Linked DNA regions of Homo sapiens: region 1 is linked to region 2. A link is an interaction called in ENCODE POLR2A ChIA-PET data of the cell type or tissue named here. Cell type or tissue: GM12878. All regions are shown on one strand. Region 1 overlaps NFAT5 (nuclear factor of activated T cells 5). Region 2 overlaps TERF2 (telomeric repeat binding factor 2).

Region 1 (2,500 bases), 230 kb before region 2:
GCATTCAGGCATACATTTCATTAGGAATTTATTAATTACTACGGATTCAAAAAATTCAGCTATGTAACTGTAGCTTCATATTATAAGATCTCAATTTGCAAAGAAATGAATCTATCAGAGTAAACAAACTTATTTCATGTCTTCATTTTTAGGTATCTGGCAATCAAAAACCAATCTAGGGCCGAGCGTGGTGGCTCGTGCCTGTAATCGCAGCATTTTGGGAGGCAGAGCTGAAGGACTGCTTGATCCCAGGATGTCAAGGCTGTAGTGAGCTGTGATTGTGCCACTACATCCTAGGCTAGGTGACAGAGCAAGACCTTGTCTCAAAAGAAAAAAAAAAAAGAGAGAAAGAGAAGAAAAGAAAGAAAAGAGAGAAAAGACCAATCTACCTTGTTCTCCCTCTCACTTTTGCTACACTTTCTGTTTAAAATCAAACAAAACCAAATATTTTAGTTGAAAAAGGCAACAGAATCTTGGTTACAACACATACCATGAGTCTTCTCTTGGTCATATAATTACTTGTTTGACATCTTATTTGCCACAGTCACAGGGGCTAAGTATTTTTGTCTATGCCAGCTCCTCTTCACTATCACCTTCAACCTGACAAAGCAGTAATTAAACATTCATTCAACATTTATTTAGCACCTGCACTGATCTAGGGACACAATACAAAAGAAAGTCACCCTTATTAAGCAGTTCACAGTCTAGAGATAATAAAATGAGTCAAGTTTAAAATAATGCAGTATGTGCTTTAATAAAGTATGAAGTGTTACACAACTGGAGAAGAGGGAACCTTTAATGTTATCTGTGGAGGATCTGAGAAGGCAGCACAGAGGATGTAACACCAGAAGTCAACCTTGAATATTGAAATGGCTATTTAGCAGACAGACTGGGGAAAAGGAAGGAGAAACTATAAAAGCAAACCTGAACAAAAAGAGTATTTTCATCTCAGGTTATTAGGTAACTCAGTTACTCAGAACACGGAAGTTACAAGCAGTAACATGAGATGAAACTACTAAAGGCAGGGTGAGGCCAGATTATGACAGGGCTTGTGTATCATGCTAAGCAGTAAGGGTTTTATCCCTCAGCACACAGGGAGCCTTTGAGGGTTTTAAGCAAAGAAATGATAAACTCAAACATATATTTGAGGAAGATCATCCTACCAGGAATACAGAGAATAGATTAGGTCCTAGAGATGGCGATGAGTAAGAAGGTTTTTACAATAATAGCCTAAGCAAGAAATAATGAAATCCTGAACCAAGGCAGTGGCAGTGAAATAGTCAATAGGCTACGAATTTAAAGCTGTTTAAATGGATGAACTAAATTGGATCACTGGCTACGGTGGGGAAGGGAGAGGGAAAAAAAGGAGAGTTCCAAGTAGCACATAGAACTCTGGCTTGGGAAAATTGATAAAAAGTGGTGCCATTTCCTGTGATAGAGAATATAGGAGTTAAGAATAAACCTGGAAAGAGAATTCAGTTTTAAATGATGAATTTGGATGCCTATGGGACTTCCAAGTGAATACATAAACAGGAGAGAGGTCTAGCAATTGATGTTACTAAACAAATAGCCTGCTTTACTTTTGTTTTTTATATCAAATCTGTCCTAGAACTACAGTTTTGCCTTTTTTTTTTTTGAGACAGGATTTCGCCCTGTCACCCAGTGACACGATCACAGCTCACTGCAGCCTCAAGCTCCCGGGCCTAAACTGATCCTCCTACCTCAGCCTCCCGAGTAGCTGGGACCACAGGTGTGTGCCACTATGCCTAGCTAGGTTTTTGGTGTGTGTGTGTGTGTGTCTCTGTGTATGTGCTTTATAGAGACAGGGTCTCCTTTTGTTGTCCAGTCTGGTCTCCAATTCTTGGGCTCAAGTGGTCCTCCTGCCTCAATCTCCCAAAGTGCTGGGATTATAGGCATGAACCACTGCACCTGGCCTAGATTAATTTATTTAGAGTTATTGCTTGCTTTTAAAAATACACGTAAGAAATAAAAATTCAACTTGCCCATGATCTCATCAAAGATAACCATTAAAACAATGGTATACTTATGCTTCCTTTCCATACTTTAATGCAAAGTTTTTAAAAGTTGAATAATATACATAAACAATATCAAATTTTCACTTGAATATAACATTAATTTCCTACATGTACCATCTTTTTGACACCCCTCAGGTTGTTACAAATCATCTTTGTATCTATTTCCTACTTCTCCAAATGGGTTGAAAACCCTTCATGGACCAAAACTATGTCATGTCTTCTCTGACTAAGGTTCGGCAGTACGCTACTTACAAGAGACACTCACTGTTTGTTGATGAGGTTATAAAAATATTAAGGAAAGCTACTGGATAATAATTCTAAGTTGTAAAACAAGCTTCAAGAAAACTTCTAATTTTAATATTATTTCAGAAACACTGCTAATAAATAAGAGGTAATAAATGAATATATCAGTGGTGAAGAAACAACATTGTACCTGCTATAAAATGAACGACAGCTCAGTAAAT
Region 2 (2,500 bases):
TTTTTGTATTATTATTAGAAATGGGTTTCACCATCTTGGCCAGGCTGGTCTTGCACTCCTGACCTCATGATCCACCCGCCTTGGCCTCCCAAAGTGCTGGGATTACAGGAGTGAGCCACTGCGCCCAGCTGACTGATGGATTTTAATGTGACAGATTAAGAAAAGTTTACTTACTGCAGTTTCGTGTAGAATCAAACAAGAATAGCCACAGTTTTCTGAAAAAGCTATTAAAATACTCCTCCATTTTCAGCTTCGTATGTGTATAAAGCCAGATTTTTAAAAATGCCTTAACCAAGGGTAGGGCATGGTGGCTCACACCTGTAATCTCAGCACTTTGGGAGGCTAAGACGGGTGGATCACTTGAGGTCAGAAGTTTGAGACTAGGCTGGCCAGTATGGTGAAACCCTGTCTCTACCAAAAATACAAAAATTAGCCGGGTGTGTGGCCCGAGCCTGTAATCCCAGCTACTCGGGAGGCTGAGGCATGAGAATCGCTTGAACCCAGGAGGCGAGGAGGCTGCAGTGAGCTGAGATCACATCACTGCACTCCAGCCTGGGTGACAGAGCAAAACTCTGTCTCAAAAAAAAACCCCACTCTACCAAAATAACACATCACAACAGATTAAATACAGAAGCAGTTATGAGCATCCAGCTATCGTCTATATTAAACCAGATATTAAAGAGATTTTCAAAATGAAAAACAAATGTCACCCTTCTCATTAAACTTTTATCTTAGTAAATGCCGTAATTTTTCATAAGGATGTTATTTATGTTACCTTGTAATTAGTTTATTGTTATTTTCTAATGAATTAATAAATATTTAAAATTTTCTGATTTATGTTTCTAATACAGTGAATATCAGCAAATATAACCTACATAAACAGAAAGCTCTTTGAGGGTCTGCAGTAACGTTTTAAGAAGAATATAAAAGAATCCTGAGACCAAAAATTTGAGACCTGCTTCTGCAAGCTGTTAATTATATCAAGACTATATTTGTTTTCTCCTCATAACTAAAGGAGAGATTGATCTGTTAGGTTTCTTTAGAGAACAAGGGGTAGCAACACGTATAGCATGTCCTTGAAGCATTTATATGTTGCTTTTTACTATGCGGCATTGTCCCCTGCAGCTTTGGCAACAGCAGCTTGATGTTCTTTGAGGGCCTTACCCCATTTGGGGTGCTTGTATATCAGATACACTCTGTTAGAACTTTACATTTGAAACAAAAATATTTGTTGAGGCTTTTTAAACATTGCTGCTTCCCAGAACAGCCTTGCTTCTTTTTGCATCTGCTTCTTTATTCTTCAGTTCTGTGAGTTTGGTCTTCTTCTCTTCCTTTGTTAATAAATGTGCTTTCTGGCATTTCTTCCCAACATAAACCTACCTTACCTATTTTGAAAATCTGTGCTTGGAATTTCCCTTTTATTTAACTTATCCAGAGACCATTGATATTGCTTATACCCTAGAAACCTTAACAAATACGTAAGAGAAGAAACTATACTTACTTCTGGGAACTGCCAAGTGAAAAAGCAGTGATTCATCTTTTTAATTTCCCCCCCCCCACAGGAAATTAATACATAGTTTTAAAAGATAAGCTCATAGCACAACCTTTGAAGCAGACTTCTTCATTTCAATTTGAAAGCATTCATATTTCCTTTCTTGCTTCACACATTAAATATAGAAGGATATGTGTTCCAATTCTGGAGAACATAGAGTAAACATACTCTCTTCTGTCTCTCCCTCTTAATGTAATTATAAGTCTTGGACAGAATGCATGGAGTAGCTATCTGAGGATTCTATCTGGAAATAGGCATATAGGGAAGGAGACCAGAATTTGAAGTTCCACCAAACCAGTGATGAATAGTTTACCATTTTTTCCTTCTCTGGTGTCACCCAGCCCAGACTCAAAGGCAGCCTGAAACCTGGAAGTGCACTCCAGGTGTGAACAGAAAGAGCACCAAGAGAAGCTTTCTCTTTCTGGTCTGAGGAGCAAGGAAGGATCTCTCAAGGGTCAGAGATGGTGAAAGAAATCCCAGTTTTTTCTCTTTTTTCGCTTCTTTCTTGCCCTGGCCCCCAGGCAATACTATCCTGGTGGCAGCAGCTGCCTAGCAATGACGGTGGCAACAGGGCAGACATCTAAAACTGAAGGAGGAGAACTCTTTTTCTCACCAAAGGAGCTGTGATCCCCAGAACATGGAACAAATTCCATAGCCTTCCACTGTCTGTCCTGCTGCTTGGCCCTGGGTGCAGATGCAGTTAGTGTGTGACAGAGTGGGGAAACCAAAGTCCAGGAATGCAAGGCTGCTTCAGTATTTGAAAATCAATCAGTGTAGTCCACCATATTAAGAGAAAAACCATATGATCATATAAATTGATGCTGAAATTCACAGAATTCAACATTAGTTCATGATAAAAACACTCAGCAAACTAGGAATGAAGGGAACTTCCTCAACCTGATAAAAGGTGTCTACAAAAAGCCCACAGCTAACATTCTTAATGGTAAA

The links. Peaks named below come from ENCODE experiments on the same cell type or tissue, not always from the same donor. Only the 100,000 strongest peaks of a DNase experiment are listed, where the experiment ranks them.
Region 1: POLR2A ChIA-PET joins it to region 2 with 9 read pairs; 2 of 35 experiments call an interaction of 5 or more read pairs at or near these places.

The regions. Positions count from the first base shown.
Region 1 is chr16:69,611,999-69,614,498 of GRCh38, reverse strand. All of the region lies in intron 2 of NFAT5 (nuclear factor of activated T cells 5), which reads right to left. Among named protein-coding and RNA genes, the nearest start is that of NFAT5, 47 kb to the right of the region's middle. RefSeq lists an enhancer at 897-1,056. In GM12878, no CTCF peak of the experiment used is centred here; a DNase peak (open chromatin) is centred at 968; H3K27ac peaks cover 1,241 bases.
Region 2 is chr16:69,378,009-69,380,508 of GRCh38, reverse strand. The region is part of intron 3 of TERF2 (telomeric repeat binding factor 2); the gene reads left to right. Among named protein-coding and RNA genes, the nearest start is that of TERF2, 6.7 kb to the left of the region's middle. In GM12878, no CTCF peak of the experiment used is centred here; no DNase peak of the experiment used is centred here.